Regions from separate parts of the Homo sapiens genome. Here region 1 is linked to region 2. Evidence: chromatin loops called from intact Hi-C (ENCODE). Cell type or tissue: stomach. All regions are shown on one strand. Links, peaks and the distances in the headings refer to the core of each region. The heading gives the core; the rest is flanking DNA.

The links. Peaks named below come from ENCODE experiments on the same cell type or tissue, not always from the same donor. Only the 100,000 strongest peaks of a DNase experiment are listed, where the experiment ranks them.
Region 1: a loop joins it to region 2, with 2.2 times the contacts of the local background. A loop is called at or near these places in 6 of 110 quality-filtered maps.

The regions. Positions count from the first base shown.
Region 1 is chr14:78,157,217-78,172,224 of GRCh38, reverse strand. It overlaps NRXN3 (neurexin 3), which reads right to left and starts at 1,852. Exons shown (of 21, transcript NM_001330195.2): 1 at 1,551-1,852. In stomach, for the core only: a CTCF peak has its summit at 7,833 (motif pointing left); no DNase peak of the experiment used is centred there; H3K27me3 peaks cover 5,263 bases.
Region 2 is chr14:78,560,054-78,575,061 of GRCh38, reverse strand. All of the region lies in intron 4 of NRXN3 (neurexin 3), which reads right to left. Among named protein-coding and RNA genes, the nearest start is that of NRXN3-AS2, 140 kb to the left of the region's middle. In stomach, for the core only: a CTCF peak has its summit at 8,300 (motif pointing right); a DNase peak (open chromatin) is centred at 8,311; H3K4me3 peaks cover 777 bases.

The DNA.
Region 1 (15,008 bases), core at 3,354-11,353, 400 kb after region 2:
GCGTGCTGGGAGTTCAAATTTCCACTGGAACCTTCATCACAAAGGCAAACGGTCATCTGACCCCCAAAATTACACCATCCTCCAGGTGTGACAAGGAGTGCCCCCTCTCCCTCCCAGGGCCATCCACAGGACCCAGCGGAGAGGAAGAAAGAAGAATGTTGGGGTGGCTTGTAGTGGTAAAAGAAAAACTATCTCCCCAAAGCGGGAACCGAAGGAAGCGGGGAGAAGACAGCTCTTGTCCTACCAGCTCTTTTATTTGCCCTGACTCTATCTTGCTCCATCCTAAGCTAGCTCTCAATGATCTCTGACCTTTGCATTAAAAAAAAAAGTATTAACAATAAAGATCAGAGAAGAGCAATCCTACTTTACCTAAACCCCAATAATGGTTAGCAAAAATATGATGTTCTCATTGCATGATGATATTTCTACATCCAAATTAAAAGAGGCAGACATTTAATGGAGGAAGGGAAAATTTTATTTTTTTTTAACAAGTAATCACAGGGTAAGTCACCTGCAAAGCAGCCGAGCCCTTAGGTTGGTATTACATCACTGGCCTAAGAAGGGATGGGGGGTGGGGGGACACATTTTTTTCCTTGTCATCAGGATGATGTTTCTAAAGCAGTTAAGTTTTGTGGTTAAAAAAGAGAGAGGGAAAGAGCTGAAACTCTGGGTACAGCACAATGCCTGGAAAAAACAATACATCGAACCAGGCTTTAAGGTCACTGAGAGCTTGCAAAACCCACAGTGCTTACACAGAGTGGAAGTTTTCAGGCAAGCCTGCTACTAAATCATTAATATAAACAAATGGAAGGCAGTGGAGGAAGATTCCCTTGTAACCGATCCAAACAGGAGCACACACCCGCGCACACACACACACACACACTCACACACACACTCCCTTTTCACCTTCTCCAAGTATGCCCACCTTCACAAGACAGGAGTCCAACCTGAATTTTTAGACTCTAGGACCACCTCCTCACACCCCCTCAAAAAAAAAAAAAAAAAGCACACACACACTCACATACACGTCAATTCCTCAACAGCTAGGGAAATCCCTGTCTCAATTCAATTTTGTTTTCTTGTGATCCTCAGAGTGTCCTTTCTGTTTCTCATTTTAACCAGCCCAAATAAATAAATGAATAAATGAGGGGGGAAGTGACTACAAAATGTCAAAAAAAAAGTATCTGCCCAAAATGAAGTGATGAGCACACATCATTTCAGACTAACAATTCAAGCAAATAGGAGAAAGACTCAAAAAAAAAAAAAAAAAAAGAAGAAGAAGATAAAAATCTAAAACATTCTCTGACTTTTCCAACATCTGGAGGAAAAGGACCCAACTTCCAGGAGAAACTGAAGGAAAAGAAAGGCAGTTGAAAAGCCATTTCCACAGTCAGCCAAGGCTCATGGATACAGTATTCAAAAAAGAAAATCTAGGTTGGTTGCTCCCAACTGAAAACTTCTACCCTCTCAGGAGCAACCTCTTCCCAGAACGGACAAGAACCTTGAGTTGTTTCATGCCCTGACTGCCTTCCTTTCCCCGCAAACCTTACCTTTCCAGTTGAACAGAAGATTTGGGATCTGTCTGTATGTCTGTTTGATGTTTAATCAACTGAGTTTGCTGGGTATGTTTCCTCTTTGGGTAGGTTCAAATTCCAGAATCTTTCTCTCTCCTTTTCCTTTCTCTCTGGGAGGGAGTGGCAGGGTAGAAGGGAGGGGTTGTTGGAGGTGCGAAAAGCAGGTCCTTGGTGGCTGGAGATGCCGAGGCTGAGAGAGGGGAGGACAGGTTGCCTCTCCCTCTCTGTGAGTTGCATGCAAGAGGCGATGTGTAGGGCTGAGCGCTGAGCCTGAGACTGCTGGAGGAGCCCAGGAATTTCACGCACTCCAGAGCCGGCCCCTCCCTCTCCCACACAGACCCCAGCATTTAAAGAGACAGACAGGCCGCCTGGCTCAGGGCTTCACCTCCTCCCTGACTGTTTTGCAAACAGCTGAGAAGATATCATGAGGGAGGGGCAGTTTGCAGCCCCCACAACTAAGAGGCAGTGTCTGAGCTCAGTTCTCCCCTTACTCCAGCCTGAGAGGAGAGTTCTTCCCTAGAATCAGAGTAGGAATTAATATAAAGACAAAATTCTTATTTACAGCTTCAGTAACCAAACCACTTCCCCACTGCTGAGGATGTGTGTGTCTCCTTGCAGACTGAGGGACTCTAACCTACAAGTGTGCCTCAGTTTCCCTGAGTAGTTGCTCTTCCTTGCAAAATCAGGGCAATCTTTGAGCATCTAGTGGAAGTCAGGGCTGTAACTAGGACACAAATCTATTCCTTCAACAAGCACTTTGAATGCCTGCTTAGGATGAAGCATACTGCAAGGGGCTGGGGACATAGAAATGAAAGTGACAAATGGGGCTTCCTCTCTCAGAGCCCCTAGCAGCAAAGACAGACCCAGGCACAGCCCATCCTATCCTAAGGGGCTGCCAGCTAAGGGTCAGAGGCCCGAATCAAGTGTTTTGGTGACTCAGGAAGATGGCTCTCTTTTGTGGCTTGCACTCTGAGCTCTGAGCCTAGACTGCACCCCTAAACCCTTGAAAATCCCTTGCCAGCCTTGACAAACTAGTTCATGTCTGTGGAAACGTTTCCCCAGTCAAACCTAAACAAGAGATGACAGTCGGTGGCACCCAATACAAAGGTTTTGCTCAGCATCAGGCCCTGGCACCTTATGTGAAAATGCAGCCCCAAACTCCTTTCTTCTCCAGCTCCCTTTTTAAGGGCTGCACTGGCATGTCCTCCCTTGGACCAGCACCAATCCACTAATAGCTGTTGAGCACTTACCATATGCCACTACGTGGGTCATCTCATTCAGTCCAGTGAGGTTTGTGCTATTTGACAGTTGAGATCCATTCCACAGTCTTAAAAGTTGAAGCTTTAGAGAGGGTGCCCAAGGTTACACAGCTGGAAGCTGCTAAGAATGAATTTGAACTCAAGTCTATCCCACTCCAGAGCCTGCCTGTTAGCCACAGTACTCTATTGCCTCCAGCCAAGGATGGTAGTTCTTATATTTCTGCCCTTTACTGGATGTTCTTGCAGCATCCTAGCACTTTCCTGACCCAGCAAACTTTAATAGCACATGTACCCGGCATCATGCTCATGAGAAACAAAATGAATCTATCAAGGTCTGAACCCCAAGGACTCCACTAAGCATTGGAGGAGGACAGAAATGTGTTTCTATAAAGCAAAGGGAAAATAATCATGAGAGCAATGTAAAGGAAGCTCTATGGGATTGTCGATAAGCAAGTGATTAATTGTGATTTGGAGGTGGGGGATATCAAGGCAAGCTTGGTGGACTAAAGTGGCATCTGGGCTGGGACTAGACGGACATATGCACTTCCATCATTACTAGCCTACTTTTCAGTCTATTTTGCCTTTCAGATCACAATCTCATTTTCTTATGTGTCTTCGGGTCTCCAGCCTTCAACACCTCCACGGTATCCAGTAGTTTTAGGAACACAAACGAACATGCCTTCATGGATTAATTTTATATGACATCTGACCTCCCACCTATTTACTCTAGACCTGAACTGCCCTGGCCACCAGTTCCATATCCTCCTTACCTGGCCTTCCTAGAAGTCTCTGTACCAAATTTGTCCACAGAATGTGGAAGGGAAGTTCAGAAGGCACAGTGCATGGGATTGCTCTAGATGTCAGGAGCTCCTGAGGGAAGAACCATGTAAAGGAGCCACCATGATCCAGCAGGACATCGGGAATAGCCAGGGAAACTGTACGCTCATCTCGGGGGCAGCAGGAAGAGACCTGAAGGACCTAAGGGATGAGAGGGCGGAAGCCTCAAGGGAGAGCCTGAGGACTCAGTGCCCTGCAGATGTCAGCGCCTGTGGGATTCCTGTGGCAAACACCAGCCTAGGAAGGACATCCCCGTGAGAAGTGCGTCTGCAGAACAGCCTAGAGGTTAAGGGACACGCCTGGATTCCAATCCTTTCTGGGCCACCTAAATTCCTTGTGATTTGAATAACTTTCTTTACCCTCTCCAAGTCTTAGCATCCTCACCTATAAAATGGAGGTAACACCTGTACTTACTTCACAGAGTTGTTTTGAGAAACAAGTAATAAAATACCCGTAGGATGCCTGCCCCACAGAAGTACTCAACAGATGTTCGCTACCCCAGCCCACAGGTCTGCATTTGCCCCTGCATGGGATTATTAACTTTGGACTGCCCCCTATAGTTGGCATTCCTTTATTTCAAGTTATTATATCCCTTTTAATAATTTAGCTTATTATTTAGGGTATCACTGTAGTCACTATTATTTACTTCATTTTACCCCCTTGATGTCTAACCTACTTTAACTTATATATTTTGAATATATTTGTTATTATCATTTTATTCTGCTTTGTACTTTCTTAGGCTCCTTAAGTGTTATTTATCTTTCAATTACTCCAGTTGTATCCTTTTAGTTTGCCTTTTATCATGAAATCTGTGGGCTTATTTTGTCTCATTCCTCCATACCATTTTAGTTAACTACCATTCGGCTCTTTCTAGTGATCCAGCATTCCCCAGATAGCTCCAAATTTGTGAAGATGGTTATGTACAAAATAGCAGGGAAAGACAACATCAAAGAGAGTAAGATGGGTCTCCTTGCAGACGTGTAATGCAACCATAAGCAAAAAGCAATATCAGTTGTTTGCCCAAATGATGGTGCCATGTCAGCAATGGTACTAATTTTTATTTTTTAAGGGAGGACTCAATGGGTACAACTGAAACCCTCAGAGACCCTAGGCCTTCTCAGCTCTCATCTCCGTCCTGGGATAAGGAGGGCCATTATCAGAGGTCATTAAGTTAGAAGGTTCTCTCACAGGCCTATCTTCCTTCCTTTGATTAGATTGTGGGGCTCCATCTTCACTCAGTTCAGGGACAGAACAGACCAGGGACTGTTTCAGCTTTTCTCAAATGTGCCAGACCAGTGCTTTCAGCATGTAGCAAGAAAAAATTTCACTACCAATCAAAAGAATACATTGCCCATGGCATTCTGAAAAAAAAAAAGTTATTTCAGTGATGATAATAACAATAATAATAACAACTGCTACCACAAGTTACCCCCTGCCAACCCTCTACTTAGAAGCATTATGGTTAAGATCCCAAGGCTCTGCAAACAGGACATCTGGATTCAAATCCCAGCTCCACCATTTTTTGGCCATGAGACCTCAGCCAAATTTTGAACATCTCAAGCCTCCACTTTCTCATCTATAAAATGGGAAAAATGGTATCAAATGCTTCCTGTGAGAATTGTATCAAAAGCACCGACAATAGTAAATGGCACCTGGGAAGTCCACAATGGAAAGTATTGGTCATTATTAACAGAGTGGAATTTAAAATATTTAATATCTGAGATGGTCCAGTCAGCAACCAATCAGATTGGAAGGTGACCAAGAGCAACTGGTTTGGCCTGACCAAGGTATACCAGCTACCAGCCTTGATTATTAGGACGTTTACCACCCGCCAGGTACTAAGTTAGGCATTTTTAGGCATTTGGCGTGCACTAATGCATTATCTCATTTAATCCTCACAGCAACTTGGTTTTATTATGTTATGTATTGAAATACATGCAATTGCACATTTATAAATAAGACTATGCCTATAAAATCAGAGTTCTGCATAAAAAGACTTGGCATATCCATTCCTGCCACCCTAATGACTCTTAGGATGTGAATTTCAAGGGTTGCTTTTTCTGGGACATTTTTAGCCTCATTACATAGGTTCCTTCTTTTACTTACTCATTCTTTCAATAACATTTGGGGTAAAAAATTACGGTCCATGTCTCAGTTTATTCATCCATTAAATGAGTGTTTCTATCTAAGTTCCCACTGCTCGACCCCAACCAAACCTGAGAACATCAGTCTTCTCCAGCCAAGACCAAGTCACTAGAAATCAGGCATTAGAGAGTTCTTCTAATCCCTCAGCTAGCACTTCAATTGAGTCAAACCCTCCAGGCTCCCAACCTGCCCCATAAGCTTGGATTTTTAGTCATTAAAGTCCACACATGCCTTATTCCTAAGCAGATTTCAAATTCAGCCCCCAGTGCTATTGGCCCAAAGCATTTTGCCTAAGGCCCCTTCAAACGTTCCTCATGCTCTTCTCTCCTCTCCTCCCCCAAGAGCTGTGCTGCAATGCTGGCCTGCTGGAGTTTATTTGGCTTTCTGTCACCTATGTGATGATGATTCCAGTGTTATTAATAGGTGACAGCTTATTAATTAGTATTATTAGACATGGGCCATGCAGTGCAGACAATACCACAGAGGGGCCTGGCATCCTTCAAGGAGAAGACTTGTACAAAAAGACTTGTCCCTGGGGCCCAGTGAAAGGACACAGGCCCAGCAGTGAGTCAACAGCAGTGCTTCCCAAATTCTAAAAGCCAGGCACCTAATCCAGACAACTGTGTCTGGCACGGGAAGGAGAGAGAAGCGAATGTGAGACTTACAGGCATGTGAGAACACGAGCCCAAAGAGAAGCCTGAGCACTCAGGCCTTAAGGAGGTCACCGCCCATGAAATGTTTCTCACTACAGGCATCCCTTCTACCAGGGTATCTGCTGCCCCCAAAGAGGCTGCAGGAAAGGCTAGCTCCTGGAAAGAGCAAGGGTCTCCAACTTCCAGTTCCAATGGGGAACTCTCTACCTTCGTGTTCCTATCCTGCTTATTCCATGGGAATAAAATAGTCTCAGGGGCTCACAGCCAGTAGAAGCCTCCCAGCCAACTCCCTGAATTCAGCAGCCTTTTGCCAGCCCTCCGCACAGGACTACCAACTCCAGCCTTGGGGAGAGCCAAGCTAGGAGGTAGCATGCCTGCCCAGTGGCTGCATCCTTCTCCCTGAGTGCTCAGGAGCAAGCAACTCATCTAGACTGATGGTGACAGAATATTTCACTAAGAAAACAACAAAAACAACAACAACAACTTTATGAGAAAAAAAATGAGGAGGAAACAATTTCTTCTCGGTAATAATTTTCAAAGCAATTCTAGAATTTCCTACTTGGAGATCAAATTTTAACATGGTCCAGGTATATTTGGAGTGTTTAATGGGCTTGAATGTTTGAGCAGCAAGGAGTTACCTATTAATACTTGATAACTGCTTTCAAAAAATTATTCATTTCTCCAGTCTATGGTGAAAGTTCTCATCTGTTTTCAATTTCATTTCTCCCAAGAAGTAGGTAAGAGCAGCCTGGGCTGGCACAACCATTCTTAGATTGAGTGCCGAGAGGGCAGAACCTACATTGCTGGAAGGAACAGCACAGTGTGATGGCAAAGGGCACAAGCTCCAGTTCCAGACCCTAAAGGCTGGAATCCAGATCTACCACCTACCGGCACTGGGACCCTAGGCAAGTTGCTTGACCTCTCTCTGCACCTCACTTCTCCCTTCTATGCAATGGGGATAATTATAGTACTTACTCATAGGATTGTTATCAGGATTAAATGAGCTAATATTTGTAAAGCATTCAGTTGATGTCATGGTGTAAGGGCTATATAAGTGTTTGTTCAATAAAACAATAAATAAAACAATTTCCCAAAGGCACTACTCTTTCAATTACTCCACTATCCTTACCCTTAATAAATCCCCCATCATAATGACAATGGTGATGCGCTGCTCCTGAAATATCTCAGGAACGTGGCAGGAAAGATGTTAACTCTGCTACTATTTGTGATGACCTTGCTGGTGTAGGTTCAACCAGGTCGGGTTCTGATGCCTTTGACCCATCTCCGCCTCCGCCTCTCCTTCCCATTGCCTCTCTCTCTCCCCCTGCTGGACAGCACTCATGCCAGCCCGACCCGTTCACATTCACTCAGCAGTGCCTGCTTAGCCTCAGGTGCAAGCACAGAAAGGCAGCCCCAGCAGTGGCAGCTTTGTGGAGGCCAAAACATACCCTAGACCCAGCCCTATCAACCATCCTCTGACCCATGCACTAAAACGATTTTTAAATTATATACTTTTGCCTGGTTGTGGGGGGTGGGGGGCAGAAAAAACCACCCTCCCCAGGATTCAAGCTGAAGATGGAATGATTGCCAAATGCTAACAGCTTTTCAAAGAGGACGTAGTTAAAAATATATCTGAAACGGTTTTAACTCAAACTCAAAAAATAGCTTAACTAACTGGGGAGCTGTAGGCAGTGGGGGTGGGGAAGTGGAAGAGGAAGAGGGATTCCCTTCTGAGGGGCCCACAGCAAACCTCACTACAGGGATACCTGAGGGATGCCTGGTTTGTTTTCCCTCATGAATAATACCTTTCAGAAGCACAGACCAGATCTCCAGGGAAAGGAGCAACACCAGAAGGCTTATTGCTGCTGCTCCATATGAGCAGATGCTCCTGATAAGGGCCACACTGTGTGGCTTCCTAGACCCTTAAAACTCAAAGTATGGCCACAGCAGCATTGCCTAAGAGCATGTGAGCAGGGCAGAATCTTGGTCCCCACCCCGGCAGACCTGCCAAACCAGAATCTGAATGTTAGCAAGTTGTCAGGAGATACAGATTCAAATTCTGATCCTATGCATACTACCCTGGACTTTATCGTGACACCTTAACCCTAAAAGGGCTGGACTTGCACGATTTCTCCCCATCTGACATGTGAGGTAACTGAGACACATGGAGAGACCCATCTAAGATCACCAGCTAAGTCAGGTCTAATGGTTATCATCCAGAGCCCTGCTCCATCTCCTAAGGCCCAAATTAGCCTTCATCATCAGCCCTACCCAAAGATAACAGAGAAGCTGTGATGTGTGTTTCCTAGGGGCGAAGGGCTTAGAACATAAGTCTATTGCTCAAAGCAACATTTCTCAAAGTATGTTCAGTAGATCATTATTCCCATCAGACACTCTGAGAAAAATAGTCTATCATCAAATGTACTTAGAAAATTCATAACATTAGGAATTTTAACATTAAAATTAATATATTTAAGTCTCTGAGATGTCCTCCAGCAAAGAAACCTGCATAACACTATTTACTCTTGAGTTTTTCAAACTTATTTCAACATTAAACTCTTTTTTCCCCACCAGGGACCTAATAGCATTAAGAAAAACATGATTTTTTTTATGTTCTGAGAAATAAATGTTGAGATTCACCAGTATTTCTCACTTAATCATTATATGCTCAACTAGTCTGCAGGAAAACATAATGTTTCTTAAAGGAAGAAGGTAGGGGTCAGGGGAGGAATTTTTTAATAACAACCCCCAAAATGTCATTATTCAATCTGTGATTGATCACTTCCTGCGACAGAAAGCTCACTACCTTACAAAGCAACTCAAGTCCTTGTTGGATGGTTCCAATATTTAGACACATTATTACACTAGGCTGAAATCATCCTCGTCATAACATCTTAGGCAACAATTGCCTAAAGTTTACCTTCACCACCAGTGTGTACAGGGAATTAATTCTTGTTTCTCACAGTTACCCATTACATATGACTCTGATAATAGCAGACTTCTAAGTCTATCCTCTTCTCTACAGTTCACACCTTCCAATTTTCTCAGGATCACCGAAGTTTAGAGCGTCAAAGTATTTTAGATATCATCTAATTTAACCCTTTTATTTAACAGATGAGGAAACCATGTCCAAGAGCAACCACATACTTTGCCCGAAGTCAGTGGAAACTTAACCTGGGAGGTGGGATTTAAATACAGTACGGTTCATTTTTTCTTTTCTTGGTAGGAGACCTTTCTTTCCCCACCAGAAATTTCTCAATGCCTGAGGTTCATATCTAACTTCCAAGGGCCATCACAGAAAACCACAGGACCTCCCACATTCTTCTCCTAGGAACCTTGTGAGATGCCACACTGGGGGCCAGATGAGTCACAGAGCTCAGCCAGCGTGGGGAGTTTTGTGTTCCAGCCTCTCTCCTCCTGGAGTGGCCGAGCTGGGACTGTTCTTCACCCCACGCTGCCTCCTCACCACCACTGCCATCTGCACCCTCCTTCTCCAGGATCACCATCTGCTTTCCTGATACCATTCAACCGCCCCAGCACTTTGCTCAGTTTCCTAGCCCACTTCTTGAGCCACTCTCCCTGCAACTTGTGAATTTCCTTTTCTTTTCCTTTTCCACCTTCACTTCCTCAGTCCACAATATCAAGAACTTGCATGTTTGTAGTCTCCCGCTTCCTCACTCCCTTTCATGTCAAGCCCCCACCAGCCTGGAAGTTCCACCAGAGCCCATTGCTTGGGCTGATATGTTGCCACTAGGCTATATGTGTCTGCCAAATAAATAAATGAGGCTCTTTCTTCCTGTCCCTTTTTTATCCCAGGGTGGCTTCCTATATACTGAAATATCATCATTTAAGCCCACTAGTCTCCGCCTTCCTACGAGAATACTGCTTTCCAGCAAAGGGGGCAAGGGCTGGATATACAGTAGGTGTTAGGTAAATGCAGACTGATATTACCAGGCCCCTAAGAAACATTCCTCTAAGCTAAAGATGATGGCTGCTTCTTTCCTCACTACAGAAATCTGCACTATAGGAAGACAGTGATCACATTTAGACAATCATGGTTATATCTAAAAGTTCTCAATAAATATGTGAGAAATTACTTTAAAAAAAAAGCTATGGGCACTTTTGAAGCTCGTGGCAATTTCAACTTGTTTGGTTCCTATTCTGTGCAAGACATTTCACATGTATTATCTCATTTAATACTCAAAAGAATTCTATACAGCTGGAAAAGGAGGCTCAGAGAAGGGATTTAGACCTCGAGCTTTCTGGCTTCCACATCTGTGCCTTTCCCTCTCCCTCCTGTAACCAAAAGTATTCATCAAAGGGGTCCAGCCCTATATCCTTCATCTCCTCATTTCCTTTACTAGATACCAGTTTGTTTCCTACTTCCTTTCTCCCCTTTCCTCATCAGTAGTTACTCTCTTCTCTGACCACTGCCTTCCATGTCTCCAGTCCTTTGAGAAGCTCTCCCTCCCAGACCTCCCATTCTTTACTCCCCATTGGATATGTAGTAAATGCAGACATCAGCAGACAGAATATTTGCACTAAAGGCTGCTCTGGAAGCAAACCAGAGTCCTATGTGAAGGGTAACTGTGAGAAACAGATTTCAGTGATTAATGCCCTATGCACATGGGTGATGAAAATAGATTTTAAACAATTGTTGACTAAGAAAACCTCAAAATATAAAAATCTGGCATGTAACTATGGGGACCAGGGAATCAACCTCTTCCCCCACCAAATGCTCTGATGCATCTGTTTCCAAACTCAAACTTAACTGGTTCAAGGCTTCTCTCTACTTTGCAGCCTCTAATAAATGAGTAAATGGGCACTATCAATGCCAGAAACTGAGATGAAAATTACCTAGAAGTCTAGAAAATCAACCAGACATGAATAAATCACCTTCTGAAGAATCCAAATATATCAAGAGCTTCACATTCTTAGTTTTTAAATATTAGCTCTCTATCTTGTTCTTCCATGCCCCATCACCTTGTCCACAATTAATCTTTAATTTATGTAACAAGTATAGTTCACTTTGAACACTGATGATCCCACTTCCCCTTAGAGCTCAGGCTTGAAGCACATGAGGAACATGCTGCTGGGTGTGGGTGAGACTGGTACAGTAGAGACTTGGGAAAAATACAAGATGTCCTTTTTATTTTCTGGAGAAGTCAAGGAAAATAGATGACAAGCTCATGGGTCAGACTGTCTTACTCTCCTAAGGCACACCCCATCCTCCTTCATGTCAATCTCCAATGTGATGTAAGAACAACTCCAGTGGAAGGGTGAGACATAGCAGATTCACAAATACAGACAGGAAGACCTCTTTACTTTGGCTCCCAAGAGTCTGTAGTCCTTGCTGATTGGAAGTGATCCCCTGACCAGATGTCTTTCATAGCCATGTGCTGAACTTTTCTCCGTTTATACTTGCTCTTGAAAAATCTATCCTGATTCAAAGGACTTTATTAACTCTTCCTCTCTCTCTCTCTCTCTGAATTTTTCTCCAAGTGTTTGCCAAACTATTCTTGGGCACGGTTTTATTTATTAATTATATCACATTCTGATTAGAGGGGATACGGCAGTAAACAAGACAGGCAAAGCTCCTGTTTTCACATACATTATATTCTAGTAGACATGATAGACAGAAAACAATAAAACACATAAACAAATGAGAAATTTTCAAATAGTGGTAACTGCCAGGAGGAAAACAAAATCATAAGATGTGGTGAAAAAATAGCTAGGGGAAAGAAGAGCCATTTTGCACTGGATGGTCAGAGAAGGCCTCACTGAAAAAAAAAAAAATTGACCTGAATCTTGACTGACAAGAAGAAGCATATCACGCAAGAATATTTTTTTTCAAGATGATAAGACAAATATTATTTGGTAAAATTCCAGCTAAAAGGTAAATAAAATTCCAGAAATAGCATTAAGGTGTGTCATTCTTAGAAGCTGGTCTATAAAATGAGGTGGGAGGCTGAGTGCGGTGGCTCATGCCTGTAATCCCAGCACTTTAGGAGGCTGAGGTGGGCAGATCACAAGGTCAGGAGATCGAGACCATCCTGGCTAACACAGTGAAACCCTGTCACTACTAAAAATACAAAAAAATTAGCCGGGCGTGGTGGCGGGCGCCTGCAGTCCCAGCTACTCAGGAGGCTGAGGCAGGAGAATGGCGTGAACCCGGGAGGCAGAGCTTGCAGTGAGCTGAGATCATGCCACTGCACTCCAGCCTGGGCGACAGAGTGAAGGCTCCGTCTCAAAAAAAAAAATGAGGTGGGAGACGTTTACTATAGGAAGAACATGAGAACAGGGGAGAGTCAAGGAACCAGCTTTTTTTTAGCCTCAGGAAACGTGTAACTACTTCCCAGAAAGTCATAATCTTCAATGTTTTATAGCATCATGTTTAAGAGAAGGGACTCTGAAAGCAAACTACCTAGTATCAAATTCTGGTTCTACTGCTTACTAACTATGTGACCTTTGGAAAGTTATTTAACTTCTCTGTGCATCATTTTCATGATCTGTAAAATAGTTATAATAATAATACTTACCTCATAACATTTTTGTGAGAATTAAATGATTTAATATATGTAAAGCACTCAGAACAAATCACAGAGAGTAATAAGTAATAATAATATATAAATATTATCATCTTTATTGTTAGATTCATCCTTCATGGACACTCATGCACACAACAACATCAGGCATTCTCCCAGATCACTACTCATGGCAATCATTACAAAGACCCCTGTGCAAATTGAGGGAGGCAGATCCCAGCAGGAAGCTGATTTCAGGCCTAAGCTTGAAGAGGTTTAAAAAACAGGCAGAAATGAAGAATCAGGGTGTGTAAAATTGTTAAAACCTCTGCTTCCTTTAGAACCCCCTCAAGGCACACAATGTACTAATAACACTCTGTACTAATAACACTCACATTTAGTTTATAGAAGCCACATAGGGAGGCCCAGCATTTCCAGGACTTTTTCCCAGGTCTCTTCTTGACTACAGTCACTATCTAAGGTCCAGCATTGTCAGTAACCAGATGTCAGTATTTGTCAGGGCAAAAAACAGCTCTCCTGGAGTCACAACTCATCTGATTCCTGTGTGAGTTATAAGTTTGCCCAAGGCTCAACTCCCAGCACATATCAGCCAGCATATTAAAGGTGCCTGACAAATGCCTGTGCAATAAATGAATTGTAGCTCTTTCATTATGTTTGTGCTTCAAGTGGACAATAATATAAAGCATCTACTTTTGCCCCTCACCACCAGGAAGAAAACCAAATGAAGCATTATAAAACAATCAGTTGGCATCATAGAATAAGAACAAATGTGAAAGTGGTCATTAGTTTGTACGATGGACATCCATCCAGCAAGCCCTCAAATGCTTGCTACTCTGGTTCCAACTCAACCCTCCTGTAGGGCAATAATGATCCTTAGAACTCTTGTGGGCAATTTCCCCTCAAATTTCCTGTGGAAGTGCATTGCTTCCAGCACCACGGAGAGCTCCCAGCAGCTGCCTTCTCCGTGGGGCCGGCTCCGTCTTCTCAGAACCACGGAGAACACCAGGAGACTCAGCAGGTGTACAGGATCTAACTGAAGTCTCCCAAAGTGCCCTAACGTCCAATAAATATCAAAAGAATCTACTATCCTGCAGCAGGGCTGGAGAGAGCGGGCCTGAAAGCAGCTGACTAATGATTGCAGCTTTTGTGCCAGATCAGCATTTTTATTCCCCCCAGCCCCCAGCAGTTAAATGCCCAAGGTGAATTCAAAAGCCGAAGTCCAAATTGTGATCAGATCAACTTGGCTGCGCCAGACAAAACTGATCTTATCTGAATGGTGACTTTATTCACTTTGGAGAGCAGAACTCATTACAATAATAAGGAGCGACAGAAATGGGAGGAAGAGCAATCACAGCAGATCCAGGGAAGAATTCACTTTACCATCATTTTGGAGGATTAATTCTAAGCTTCCCTTCTATAAACGTCATTCTTCACTCTAGCAGGAGGTCCAGGGTCTGAAATTATTCTAGCTGACTTGCAGAATGCATCACTTTGCACGTGATTTGCAATCCATTTCTGCTTCTTCCTACTAAGCTCAATGATATTTAATGGCCACTTGGCCTTCTGCATATCCTACTGAGCTGGTGTGAGGAGGTGCACACGCTGGAGGTCACATGGTGGGTCACAGGTGTTCACAAAGGTCTGAGTGTGTGTACATAAAGAAAACGGAGTGTGAGTGTACAAGCACAGAAGAGGTGTATGCACTCTCACAAAGAATAGAGCTGCTTTGCTGCAAGAGGGAGAGTAAAGAGGAAATGTGTTGAAGCAACTGTGTGTGCTTAAGATAATATATTATTTCTAGACCTGGTCCTCACTCTAGATCCCTACCTACTAGCCAGCTTAAGTGAGAAGATTATATAATTACCTGGAATCTTCTCATTGGGGATACTAATTATTTCGTCTCATTTCCCAAGCTACCTCCTAAATGCAAGTCCACTGCATTAACTGCCTTTTCTTGAACCTGCTACATACTTTCACACCTCCATGTTTTATTCA
Region 2 (15,008 bases), core at 4,093-12,092:
ATCAGATATCATGAGAACTCACTCACTATCATGAAAACAGCATGGCAGAAACCACCCTCATGATTCAATTGTCTCCACCTGGTCCCACCCTTGACATGTGGGAATTATTATAATTCAAGGTGAGATTTGGGTGGGGCCCCAGAGGCAAACCATATCATTCTGTCCCTGGCTCCTCCCAAATCTCACCTTGAATTGTAATAATTCTTGTGCGGTTTGCCATTATTTTATGCTTAATCCTCACATTTCAAAAAACAGTCATGCCCTTCCCACAGTCCTCCAAAGTCTTAACTCATTCCAGCATTAACTCAAAATTTGAAGTCCAAAGTTTCATCTGACACAAGGCAAATCCCTTCCACCTATGAGCCTGTAAAATAAAAAGCATGTTAGTTACTTCTTAGATACAATGGGGTTACAGGCATTGGGTGAATACACCTATTCCACATGGGAGAAACTGGCCAAAACGAAGGGGCTACAGGTCCCATGCAAGTCCAAAATCCAGCGGGGCAGTTAAATCTTAAAGCTCCAAAATTATCTCCTTTGACTCTGTGTCTAACATCCAGGGCATGCTGATGCAAGAGGTGGGCTCACATAGCCTTGGGCAGCTCCACCCCTGTGGCTTTGCAGGATACAGCCCCTCTTTCGGCTGCTTTCATTGGCTGGCATTGAGTCCCTGCAGCTTTTCCAAGTGTATGGTGTAACCTATTAGAGAATCTACCATTCTGAAGTCTGGAGGATGCTAGTCCTCTACTCACAGCTTCACTAGGCAGTGCCCCAGTGGGGACTCTGTGTGGGAGCTCAGACCCCACATTTCCCTTCTGCACTGCCCTAGCAGAGGTTCGCCATAGGGGCTTCGCCCCTGCAGCAAACTTCTGCCTGGATATCCAGGCATTCCCATACATCTGCTAAAATCTAGGTGGAGGTTACCAAACCTAAATTCTTGACTTCTGTGCACCCACAGGCCCAACACCACATGTAAGCTGCCAAGGCTTGGGGCTTGTACCCTCTGAAGCAATGGCCTGAGCTCTACATTGGCCCCTTTTAGCCACAGCTGGGATGCAGAGCACCAAGTTCTGAGACTGCACAAAGCAGCAAGGCCCTGGGCCCAATCCATGAAACCATTTTTTCCTCCTTGGCCTCTAGTCCTGTAATGGGAGGGACTGCCATGAAGATCTCTGAATATCTTGGATACGTTTTCCCCACTGTCTTGGTGATTAACATTTGGCTCCTCATTACTTATGCAAATTTCTTCAGCTGACTTGAACTTTTCCTCAGAAAATGGGTTTTTCTTTTCTATCGCATCGTCAGGCTGCAAATTTCCCAAACTTTTATGCTCTGCTTACCTTTTAAATATAAGTTCCAATTCCAAACCATATCTTTGTGAATACATATAACTGAATGCTTTTAAGAACACCCAAGTCACCTCTTGAATGATTTGCTGCTTAGAAATTTCTTCCACCAGATACCTTAAATCATCTCTCTCAAGTTCAAAGTTCCATAGATGTCTAGGGCAGGGGTGAAATGCAAATTTAGTCTGTTTGCTAAAGTATAGCAAGAATTACTTTTATTCCAGTTCCCACCAAGTTCCTCATCCCCATCTGAGGACTTCATTGTTTATATCACTATTAGCATTCTGGTCAAAGCCATTCAACAAGACTCTAGGAAGTTCCAAACTTTCCCACATCTTCCTGTCTTCTTTCTTCTGAGCTCTCCAACATGTTCCAACCTCTGCCTGTTACCTAGTTCCAAAGTCACTTTCACATTTTTGGGTATCTTTATAGCAGAACTCTACTCTCTGTGGTACCAGCATGAGTCTGTTCTCATGCTGCTATGAGGAAGTAACTGAGACTGGGTAATTTATAAAGAAAAGTGGTTCAACTGGCTCACAGTTCTGCATGGCTGGTGAGACCTCAGGAAACTTACAATCATGGCAGAAGGCATCTCTTCACGGGGCAGTAGGATAGAGAATGAGTGCCAAGCAAAAGGGGTAGCCTCTTATACCCCCTTATACCATCGGATCTTGTGAGAACTCACTCACTATCACGAGAACAGAATGGCAGAAACCAATCCCATTTTTTAATTGTCTCCACCTAGTCTCACCCTTGATACATGGGGATTATTACAATTCAAGGTGAGATTTGGGTAGGGACACAGAGCTAGACCATATCAGTCACCAATTCTCAACTGCCATGTTCCGTGGAAATTTTCACAAACCTCCATCTACATGGTTCCTAAAGCATCCATTCATAATCTACCATGTGCTCATGGGCTGAATTAAGAGAAGAACAAAGAAGAAGAAGCATAGCCTCTGAAAGCAAAAAATGTAAAATATAGTTGGAAGGATAGAAAACTCTGGTGTGATGTTTTCTGGAAGTTCTGCTGTAATTTCAAACTTGCTATGTCAACAACTGAGCTTACTCTATATCTCAGTGTTAGTGTATTATATGTGTGGCCTAAGACAATTCTTCTTCTTCCACTGTGGCCCAGGGAAGTCAAAAGATTGGACACCCCTGAAACTATAGAGTGCTTCTGGATTGGTCTGATCCAAGAGAAGGTTTGGTTTTAGATCTGGATTTGGAGGACAGCTCATTGTGGGCTCTGGAAACTGAAAACACTAGAACTTCCCTGTGCAAAAAGCCATAGAGGGCCCTGGCATCTCGACACACTGAAGGTGGCCAGGCTCTCAAGGATGGGCTACCCAGTGGCTATGAGGCCAGCTACCTTTCATGTGTGTAGCTTTCTGACACACAGAAGAGCAAGCAAGAGAATGAGAGTGAGAGCAAGGGAGAGAGAGGGGAGACAGAGACAGAGTGAACTTGCAACTGAAAAGACAGAACTAGAGAAGGGATAAGAAAGAAGAGCAGTCAGGCAGCTCAGTATCATGTCAGTAGAAACACCAGATTTGAACTGTAATTACTTTTTTTACCCCAACTCTGTTCATGTTTTACAAACCAGCACTGACACTTGAACAAAGAGCTTTGAAAAAGCAAGCAGGAGCTAGGTATGTAAATAGCCAGTGCTCTGTGTTTACTCACAGCCTTTTCCAAAGAATGGAGAAGACAGAAGTGGCAGCTTCCTAACAAACACACCACAAGGAGTGAGTATATGGTTTTAGCAGTGTATACATTTGCTCAGCATAAGAAGCATTTAGTTGTGAACCCTTGAAATCACAGGGTTCAGGAGGTAAAAACTCAGGGGATTACTTGTAAGTGAGAGGAAAGAAGACAGAAGGTTCACAAAAGGTAGCCAAGAACCTACGGTAGATTCCCTGTTATAACACAGACTCATCACATGGGTCCATTTTGGTCCTTGGGGAATTTCAAGACCAATATGTGCGTGCACTTTGTGTTGCGTGAATGTGTGTGTGTGTAGGTAAAAGCATGTGAGATTTTTCCCTGCATACCTCCACACCTTTTTCAACACCAAAATCAAAATATACTGTATTCTAAATACCCAAGAATGTCTGACACCTAGTAAGGGCTCAATATTTGTTAAGTTGAACAGACTTGAAATGGAGAAGACCATAGCCAAGCTGTATTCAAACACAGTCTTATTCAAAAACCTCTAATCTTGTTTCCCAACCCTGCTTCAGGGCATCCACCTTCCCAACAAAATACATACTCATCCCCAAAGACAAAACTAAAGCTGCGCCCAAAACCATAAATTCATTTTTCTCTTCTGAGTTTGAAGAGAAACTCAGGCTTCCAGTCATTAGATATGGCCAGGTTTACTCTGTGAGTGTTTCTTCCTCTTTCCTCTCATCTCCTTCATCACCTCCTCACTAGTCACCCCACCTTGAGTCACTCATCCTCCAATCCATGCTCCAGAGAGTGGTCAGTTATCTTTAAAATAAGTTGTGATTGTGCCACTTCCCTGCTCTAAAAACCATTATTAGTTCAGCATTATTGATTGGGTGAAATGGGAAGGGATTTGATGAGTGAACCTGAGAACCATATGTGGAAGATGAACAGAGAACAGAAATGCCAGAGGCTGCCAAGACAGTGAGGCCAACATCACAGGATAAGCCCAACTGGGACTGTCTGCTGCTGGGACTGTCCCCACAGGGCCCAGCGGGGCTGCTGTCCCCACCCCTGCCACCATCAGAGAGGATTTCTCCTCCCAGACACTGAGCCTGGCTTCTGTGGCTCACTGAGACTGAGGAAAGTGAGACTAGACTTTGGGGGCCTCAGTCATGGAATGAGGGCCCTGTCTCCCTTTTAGACTCATACGGGTAAACTTCCAAATGCAGAAAGGGGGCTCAACTACTGGGCGGCTTTAAAAAGTCACCAATGCAATCACTTAATCAAATTGTAAATTACGCTTTGTCTGCCTGTCTCTCAGAACATGGTGAGCACAGCAAGGGACATTCACCTCTGTTCCCTCACACTCAACATAGCCCTTGACCAGACTGAGAAGACTGTCTCCTTTTGCCAGGATTCTGTGAGATAGAATACTTCCTGGGGGCTGCTGGAGAACTGCTTGGCCACCCAGAATTGCATAATGGGCTTATTCTTAGGACTTGAACTTAGAACCAGAATTAACCTGCAGAAGTTCCTGTATTTCCCATCTGAGCTTTAAGCTGAACCTGAAAAGCATGACAGCTCAAAAACACTCCAAACAGGTTGGCTTACTCCATCTGGGCTTCTATAACTAAGTACCATAGACTGGGTGGCTTATAAACAATAGAAATTTATTTCTCACAGTACTGCATTCTGGAAGTCTAAGATTATGGTGCCAGCATGGTCAGCTTCTGGTGATAGCCCTCTTCTGTACTGCAGACTTCTTACTTCTCATTGTATCCTGACATGGCAGAAAGAGGGTGAGGGAACTCTCTGGGGTCCTTTTTCTAAGGGCATGGATTTCATTCTAAGGACCTCACCCTTATGATCTAATTACCTCCCAAAGGCTCTATCTCCTAATATCACATTGGCAGTTAGGGCTTCCACATGTGAATTTTGGGGAGACACAAACATTCCATTGCATAGACAGATTGGCACCAAGAAAAAATTATTTCATTTTATACAGCACACATTATCCCCATTTTCAAATGAGGAAATTTTCACATGTGGAAATGGAGAACAGGCCCTTATTCTCCAGGCCAGTGCCACTGCCAGTGTGGCCCCTGGATATCAACATCTCTTGAGCAACTGTTAGAACTGCAGTTTCCGGGTGCAAGCCCGTAGTCGCAGCTACTCAGGAGGCTGAGGCAGGAGGATCGCTTGAGTCTAGGAGTTCTGGACACTTTGGGAGGCCGAGGCGGGTAGATCACTTGAGATCAGGAGTTTGAGACCAGCCTGGCCAGCATGGTCAAACCCCATCTCTACTAAAAATACAAAAATTAGCTGGGTGTGGGGGCGGGTGCCTGTAGTCTCAGCTACTTGAAGGCTGAAGCAGAATTGCTTGAACCCAGAAGGTGGAGGTTGCAGTGAGCTGAGATTGTGCCACTGCACTCCAGCCTGGGTGACAGAGGGAGACTCCATCTCAAAAAAAAATAAAAGGCGGCCGGACGCGGTGGCTCACCCCTGTAATCCCAGCACTTTGGGAGGCCGAGATGGGTGGATCACGAGGTCAGGAGATTGAGACCACCCTTGCTAACATGGTGAAACCCCGTCTCTACTAAAAATACAAAAAATTAGCTGGGCGTGGTAGTGGGCACCTGTAGTCCCAGCTACTCAGAAGGCTGAGGCAGGAGAATGGCGTGAACCCGGGAGGCGGAGCTTGCAGTGAGCCGAGACCACGCTGCTGCACTCCAGCCTGGGTGACAGAATGAGACTCTGTCTCAAAAAATAAAGAAAAGGCCGGGCACAGTGGCTCATGCCTGCAATCCCAGCACTTTGGGAGGCCGAGGCGGGAAGATCACCTGAGATCAGGAGATCGAGACCATCCTGGCTAACACGGTGAAACCCCATCTCTACTAAAAATACAAAAAATTAGCCAGGCGTGGTGGCTGGCGCCTGTAGTCCCAGCTACTCAGGAGGCTGAGGCAGAAGAATGGTGTGAACCTGGGAGGCAGAGCTGGCAGTGAGCCAAGACCGCGCCACTGCACTCCAGCCTGGGTGACAGAATGAGACCCTGTCTCAAAAAAAAAAAAAAAAAAAAAAAACCTGCAAAGTCATATTTCCCACCACAGACCTGCTGAATCAGATTCTCTGGGGAAGAGCACAGCTATCTACCAGTGTTTCTGGTAGAAGCTCTGCCAGTGTTTCTCATGCCCACTAAAGTTTAAGAACCACTACCCTATAGCAGTGTCTCCAGATGTTGTGGTATGTTTTCCCTGGAGGGTGTGACACATTTGCCACATGATGAACTTTAGGAAAAAATATTTAGCTCTTAGATATTCATTTCAATATGCAGTCAGTAAAAAACCTGGCTAACACATTGAACCCAGGATTTCAAAGACATATTGCTTGTAAGATGATGCCAAATCTACTTAAGTCAAACAAGATAATCGGTGTAAAGAAAATCAATACTGTTGTAGGGAGTTATGGTGAAAATAGTGAACCTGATACATAAATTACCAAAGTCTGGGATACCTGGTATACCTCCAGTTCCAGCTATAAACTGGATATCTCAATCTGTTCAGGTGGCTACAACAAAATGCCATAAACTGGGTAGCTTATAAACAACAAAAATTTGTATCTGACAATTCTGGGGGCTTGGAAGTCCAAGATTAAGGTGCTGGAAGATTTGGCATCAGGTGAGGGCTACCTCCTGGTTCATAGATGGTGGCTTCTAGTTCTTCTTCTGTCTTTCCATGGTGGAAGGGGTGAACAAGCTCCCTTGGGCCTATTTTATAAGAGCACTAATCCCAAAGCACTCATGACTTACTAACCTCCCAAAAGGCCCCCCTCCTAATACCATCACATTGGTGATTACGTTTCAACATGTAAATCTGAGGGAGGGACACAGACATTCGGCACTGAAGATCAGAACATGAGCCCCACTTCCAACTGAGCTCCCCTACCAGCATCCACTGCTCTCTCCAAAATCCCCTCTACCCGATACCTCAATTTAACCTCAGAACCTCTGTCCATGGCTTTCAATGCTAAATAAAACTGAGAAGGAGAGGGATGTGTAGTTCTATCTTCTCTGATAGAATAAGATCATGAAAACCCTGAATGAAAGGAATGATGGAGATGGAAACACGATGAAAGTGGAAAAGGGCTCAGGATTGGAAAGCTGCAGGCAACGAAGATGAATTCTGCCATCTTCTCCAGTTATAAGTCCCAGTGTCACTCACCATATTCCTGTGCACTTAGAGGCCAAAGACCTCCACGTTGGCAAGATTAAAATGAGAAGGGGTAGTCAGGGCTGACATCATAATTTTTCTACTACTAATAATAATAATGTTTATTTACTATTATTATTATTCATAATAAAGCCATTTAAACCCCACTCGATAAGAGGTTTAACAAGCCCATTAAGAACAGGAAACCTATTTCCTGCCTGGCGTTGTTTACACATATAACTAGGAGACACTCACTGGCTGGGGGAGCCCCATTAGCTTTAACCAAGAGTCTTGGCAGGAGCTCATGGAAGAAAATAAATCCCTCAAGCAGAATTACATGTGGTCAGTGAGGTCATCGCTCTTGTTTGGCTGGGCTGCACTCTAGGCTGAAGATCCAGAGATGGAGCAGGGCGACCCCACAGCCATGCTGGAGATAGGCACCCTCTTGTCCTTCTCTCATCCAAAGCCAGCTGAGCACAGTTTACTGGCACAGCCAGCTCTGGGGAAAGTTGAGAAGTGGTGAAGCCAGTTTATTATCTACCTTTCTATGTACTCTTGCCCATTAATGGGCAATATTCCCCACTCCCATCTGGCTTTGCATATTTTTCTGCTGCTTCCTGGTTGCTCAGAATCCCCATTCTATGATGGTTCCTTTAGAGCCAAGAGACTTCCAGGCCCATCCTGCAGCCCCTTCAAGACCCAACTTCTTTTGGTCACCTTCCCTTGAGAAAGAATTGTGTCCTGTAACTAAAGCCATCCATCATATTTAAGGGTCATCCATGGTGGAGTCTCCATACATCATGTCTGACCCAGGTAAAGAGGAGCCAGGAGGCTCCTCTCCCAGGGATGTTCCTCTTGAACAGAGAACTCTGAGGATTCAAGCAATCCTTCCCTAATAGATTCCAAAGTCCTGCCCCCACCTGAAACCACTAGGGAAACACTGTGGTGCAAGGGTTTTCTGAATTGTCCTTCCTTCCTCTGGGCCAAATCACACACTAGCCACAGACTGTGGACTTGGTCTGCATTAAGCTGGTCCCTGGTAGAGCTTAGCACTTTCCACACCGAGTAAAGCTTTCTTCCCAGCAGAGGGCAGCAACGGTCAGAGGCTGGAGCCACTGGTGCGCAGCCATCTCAGAGGGACTCGATAAAATGGGAGGAAAGAAACCAGAGGGAGGAGGAAGGAAGGAAGGTGGGGGCTCGGGGCAAGCACGCAGAGCTCGCTGCTCCTTCACCTTCCACCCTGGTAGGGTCTGGCTCTGTGGCCAGGGCTCCCCATAACCTAACGCTTTCTGGTTGGCCTGTCTCACCCAGCACCGCCAGCTTGGAAGGCTTTGGGTTATTAATCTAGCCCACCCAGCCCCAGCACACTTAAACCTCTTAGCTTTCCCTTACTCAGCTGCTGATGCCACATGGAAAACTTGAAGGAAAAGAAAAGGGGGAGAGAAAAAAAAAAAAACCAACATTTTAGTCTGGGGTAGTTCTGCTTCCATAGCAGATATTTTTTTGCATCCACTTCCTTTCAGCAGGAGCGACATTTACATGAAAACAGAGCTGAGGACAGTAGCCTCCCTGGACCTGAAGTCACCATTTGGCCCTTCTGGGCTGCTGCCAATGCCAGCAGCAGTGTGAGATCATCGGGGGCACCTGTTTTTAGAGAGTCTTTTTTTTGGCCGGCGTTGGGGGCGGGGTGGGAGAGCCGGCATGAGCTTAACACAGGCTCTCAGGACAAGTATGATCAGGAAGTTGGGCACAATTGATCAACCAAAAAAGCAACACGGTTTCATTGAGGCAGAGCTGCCAGTGTGGGGAGGAAGCAAAATCATAACGTTCAGAAATGTTAAAGGGATAGAATCTGTGGAAATCTGAAGTGTTCAAAGAATGACCAGGGTCAAATTTTTGCCAATACTTCACCTCCCGTCTTCTCTGACTCAATTGTTGCTGCCAACCTTTCAGATGTGATTGCTAGGCTATAATACTTTTTCCAGCTTTCATCTATCTGAGAACCAGAATTCCAGCCATGATGAATCCCCAATGCCTCTGCCAGTCTTCTGTAATGTACAGAGGCCTCTATCTACACATAGTGCAGGGCTACATGCAGAACAAACCCCCAAGAAATAGTTGTTGCCTGCCTAATTCCTGACATTCATACAGTGTTTTGCAATATTCAAAGTACTTTTACGTTTATTATCACACTGGCACCTCATAGCAACCTTATAAGGTAGACAGCCATTATTAAATCCATTTTACAAATGGGGAAATTGAGGCATAGAGAGATTAACTAGTAAATGGCAGAGACAGAACAAACTCTTGTGGGATTCTATTCCTGTCTGCTTATGGACTTGAACTTGAAAACACAGCCTGCTGTTCTAATCCCCTTCACCCAATGATCAAGACACCTTGATTTTCAAAGCACTGGATGTGCCAAACCCCAGATGCTTTAAAAATTCTCTCACACTGGAAAAGCTCTCTACCTGAACCTTCAGTTTTAGGGTTCAGTGTGGAGAAAGAGCTTCTGAGAAATCCTGGTGGTAGAGCTCTGTTTACAGGGGAAACAGGAAATTGAAAGGCCTTGTTTTAGGTAAGTTTGTGAATTCCAAATTGAATAGATTGGCACCAAAAGGCAGGCTTCTTAGGATCCTTGCTTTCATTTACTCCTTGATCTATCTACTTAATAAATGAATATTAACTGAGCATCTTCAATGTTCAAGGAACTATCTTAGAATCAAAGGGATAGGAAAAACACACAGGGCACAGTTATCCCTATCAGGTGCTTATAATGTAGTTGTATAGACAACATATGGTCATACAAAATAGCATAAGATAGTATATACCAAGTGCCAAATGAGTGCTGCTGCTGCTGAGCACTTTAGAAATTCAGAGAGGGAACGGCACTGAGTGCGCTGAGGAGGTCAGAAAAGGCTCAGTGGAGGACATGGAACATAATCTGATCCCTGAGCAGGAATCAAAAATATGAAGACAAGATCTAGTGGAAGGGTTCTAAATATAGGGGAGAATACTGACTGAGACCCCCACCATATGTCAAGTACTGTGGTAGGCCTGCACAAGGTTTGGGATGATAGGCAAAACCTACCATGGCGGCCGTGAAGACAACAGCCTAGGGAAACAGTAGATAAGGATATAAAGATTAGTAGGAGATGGAGCTGGAAAATGCAGACCAGATCGAAGGACCTTCATTACCAGGCCAAGGACTTGATTCCAAGAAGGAAAGGTACAATACATAAGTTTCTAACCCATATACCTCCTAGAGAGGAGGCCGGGGTGTTCCATCAGGACCTACAATGTCCCATAGGTGAGGAGTAAGCAGTGGTGCCTGGTAAATTTCTAAACAAACAGAGATTCTGGCTTCATGCAAACATTCTCAGGACAAAGGAAGAAACAGGTAATGGGTGAAGTAGGAGCCCAGTCAGAGCCCAGTCCTACCTAGAGATAGTTAAATAGACATTCTGAGGAGCATTTGTGAGCCTCCAGTGAAGAAGATGTGTGAGGTTGCTCTTGACAGAGCCAAACACTATAACCTTCACACTGAGGCGGGAATAGGAGGAGGGGGACAAAAGAGGGCGGAGACAAAAGATGTTCACTTTAAGTCAGCCAGTTATTGGCATCAAAGCCAGAATTCACCTCCTCTCTCCATTATTATTGTGCTTTATTATTATTATAAGGGAGAAATTGCTATTCACTAGGATTTTTTCCCCCTAAGTATTTTAAATGCTGCTGTAACAGTAAATATCACCTCTGGCATATTTGTCCTGGAAGAAAAGAGTATAATTTGGAATACCTAATTGAAATGTGCTACAGGAGATAAGGCAGCTGCAGAGACTGACATTTAAAGGTAGGAGACACCACGGAAGACATGAAATATTACTGTTGCTGCCTCAAAGCCAAAAGCCACTTTCACAGAATGGAAACATCTTCCAGTTCTGCTTCCTCCTTCTGGGTCCCCCATGATCCCATTCCTCAGACTCACTGCTATAGGGTTCCAGTCATCCCTGCTCTTCCTTTAGAACCCCAACCTGCTTGCATTGAGAATGCTGAAGGGCAGGCAAAAGAGAATGATCTCATCCTAGTTCTCTTTTGCTCTTATGTACCCATCTCAAAATCCTAGGTCTTATTTCTTGATAAATCATTTACATGAAGGTGGATGGGCTAGACACAAAAGGAAAGGAAGAGATCTGTCAGTGCATCTCAGTAGGTCTCATTAAAAAGCTGTTTTATGCCACTGTCGCAGAAACATAGTAAAAGACTAGAGGTTACCTGTGCTTAACGCCCAGCAAGCCCTGCCCATTGATAACTGGACACAGTTACTTTCTAGGGGATGGATCTAGGTAAGAGCTAACTCACTGCTTATTCCCTTCACCCATACACCAGAATAAGGACAACTTGCCAACCAACCATCAGACCTACTGCAATTCAGATTAACCACGTTTTTCATCAAACCTATTTCCGTTATCATTTCTCTATCCATCAAGGTAGCTTGTCTCCAAAGATAGCCCCCCAATAAACCATGACTCCTAATATTTCCCTTTGTGTAGTCCCCTAATCGATGAATATTGGAGAGCCCTTTGCCTTGCTTTTGATCAACAAAATATAGCAAAAGTGACAATGAATGACTCCTGAAGCTAGGTCATAAGAAATTTTATTTTTTCTGCCTGGTTTTCTAAGAATAGTTTTTCTTCAGATAGCCCTTCTTGGAACCCAGTTGCCATCCTGTGAGAAGCCTTGGTCACATGGAGAGATCATGCATAGGTTCTCTCTGGCTGAGTTATCTCATCAACTGCCAGCTATTTATGTGAATGAGGTACCTTGGATGTCCCATCTCATCCAGACACCAAATGATTGCAGCCTCAACTGAAGTCACATAAAGTGGAAAAACACTCAACTGATTACAGTTATTTCTTAACTAGAAAAATTACTTAGGATCGTTAAGGCCATATCTTATTTACACTCTTTGTTAGACAAAATGGCTTTCAAGAGTCTTAAGGATTTTCCTCTAGCACAAATTTCTATTATGGTTATCTATCACTTTATATTTTTAAGAAAACTATTCCAAAATATAGTGGCTTAAAACAATGTTATTTCTCATGGTGCTATGAGTTGGCTGGGGTCAATTGAGTGGTTTAATCTTGGAACCTCTCATGTGGTTACAGTCCATTGTAGCCTGGGCAGGATGTGCAAGCTGGTTTCTTCATTCCCATGCCTGGGACCTCCTGGGCCTCTTTCTTGCCTCATGGGTTATCTCTTTCCCCAAGGCCTCTCCACCACACTTGGGCTTCTCACAGTGTGGTCATTTTTTGGTAGTCACATTACTTACATGGCAACTGGCTTCTAAGAGTCAGAAAACAGAAGCTGCCAAGCCAGTTAAGGGCTATTTCCAGAGCTGCCTCACTGCCTCAGCACTTTTTTTTTTTTTTTTTTTTTTTTTGAGATATAAGTCTCACTCTGTCACCAGGCTGGAGTGCAGTGGCGCGATCTTGGGTCACTGAAACCTCCGCCTTCTGGGTTCAAGCGATTCCTCTGCCTCAGCCTCCTGAGTAGCCGGGACTACAGGGGTGTGCCACCACACCTGACTAATTTTTGTATTTTTAGTAAAGACTGGGTTTCATCATGTTGGCCAGGATGTTCTCAATCTCCTGACCTCATGATCCACCCACCTCGGCCTCCCAAAGTGCTGGGATTACAGGCGTGAGACATCGTGCCCCACCTGCCTCAGCGTTAAACCACCATATTTTATTGATCGAAGCCATCATAGGGCCTATCCACATTCAAGAGGGTAGAGAGAGAGTCTACCTCTTAATCTTGATGACAGAATGTCAAGGATACATTGCAGAAGAGTGCATGGGATGGGAAATATTATTGTGACTTTCTTTGAAAAATACAATCCATCACAACGTACTACTGTTTTCCTATTTTAAACTCCTATGCCTCCTTGGAGTAGAGAAACCCACATGAGGCTTATAATGAGTCAAAGGTATAGTATGATTGTCAGAAACGTTAATTGCCAAAATAACAAATCCAAAGCAAGGAAAACCAACAGGTCTTCTGGCCTCTACACTGATGAGACCAGGTATGAAAGAACATTTTCATGACTGAGTGCTGAATTTAAGAGGAGCCGATGACAAATTGGAGTATGTTCCAGGAAGAGTGTTCGAGGTAGAGTAGGACTGAAAATCATATCATTTTGGAAGTATATGCTTTCCTATACTGCCCTGTTTGAAGGAGATGTGTGGGCAAGATTCCCATCTTAGTTCCTCATTTTCCCCTCTGTGTCCCCTATGGCATAAACCTGTAGACTTCCAAGCTGTATAATTTGGATTCACTGGCCAAAATCTCCTCTGAGATACTTACATTTTTAAGAGTCTATGGTCTCTTCTCTTCAAGGGCATGTATATGGTGCTGAGTGTATGTAATTTTCTGAGATCTATCAAAGTATCACCATTTTCTCATGCCCAATGAAACTGTGGTATATGTTATTCATATTCTCTGTCATTTCCAGTCCTCTTTTCTCTCTGAGAAGACAGAAAAATTACAGTTCTCTACAAAGTTATAGGTAAGCATGATCATGTGACCTGCTTTGGCCAATGAAAATGGTAAGAACATTTAAGAGACAATTTATTTCTTGTTCTTTCTCTGCTGTAGAAAACCCTAAAGACTCATGTCGAGATGGTCACATCAAAAAGCAGCCAAGCTTCTGAGCGTATAGGTCCCTGAACGTCCAAGATAAGCATAGCCCCACTGTTACCCAGTGTTAAACATGTAATATGAATAAGAAGTAAAGCTATGCTGTTCTAAGTCACTAAAATTTGGGAAGTAATGTATTACTGCAGCATAATCAAGTCTAACCTGACTAATACAATCACCATGATGCGAAAAAGCATCCTGAAAAACATCCCTGAGACGTATCTAATCTTTTAGGGATATAGCTCTATAAATGAAGACCTGAAACCTAAAAGCAATTCTATTTCAGAGTAGCTCAGGAAATAGTAGTACAAGACCAGCAAGAACCAATGATTATCCTTTAAAGCCAAAAGCGGTAGGGAATTTCCTCTATGAAGTTATCTTGAACACTCTTTTCCCCCAGGTTCCAGCTAAGTGTCTCCAGACCTGCCTGCATTCCAATAGCTTTGGCATATTGAGAAACTCTCCATCCCAGAGCCTGCACTTCAGCTTCTGAATGATTCAAGAGAGGTGGCCCTCTAATCCAGCTGGCTTGTAATAACTCTCACAGCATGTACTGCCCCAGAGGCCTGCAGCTAGCGAGGGGTCAGCATCTTGGAAGGGCCAGTGAGCATCCAGGCCTTGGAGAAAGGTTATACAGTCTGTATCTTCAACAACAGTTTAATTAAAAAGTGTTGCTGTTTGTTAAATAAACACTCATGCATTATGAAACACATCATGCACTCTGCCCAGCAAGGTTGGGACCTGAGTCCCTAAGAGAAGTGTTTGTAGTTCTGGAAATTTCCCTTCCCAATCCCAACCAGAAGATTACTGAAGAGGACAATGAGTCAATAGCATGGCATGATTTTTAGTTGTCAATTTAGGGGGAAAAATCCAGTATGTTCAAAAGTTTGGTTTTACCAGAGCAGTTTCATATAGTTCATCTATCCTAATGCAAGCACCTCTGGTTAAAGTAGGGAGGAAAACAGTCAAGAAAAGAAAAAAATAAACCGATCACCCTATTAGAATAGAAAATAATCATCTGTGACTTTCCACTCCTAGATCCTACCACCCTTTCATAGCCAATGGCCCCTTATTGTCAGGCAGGACC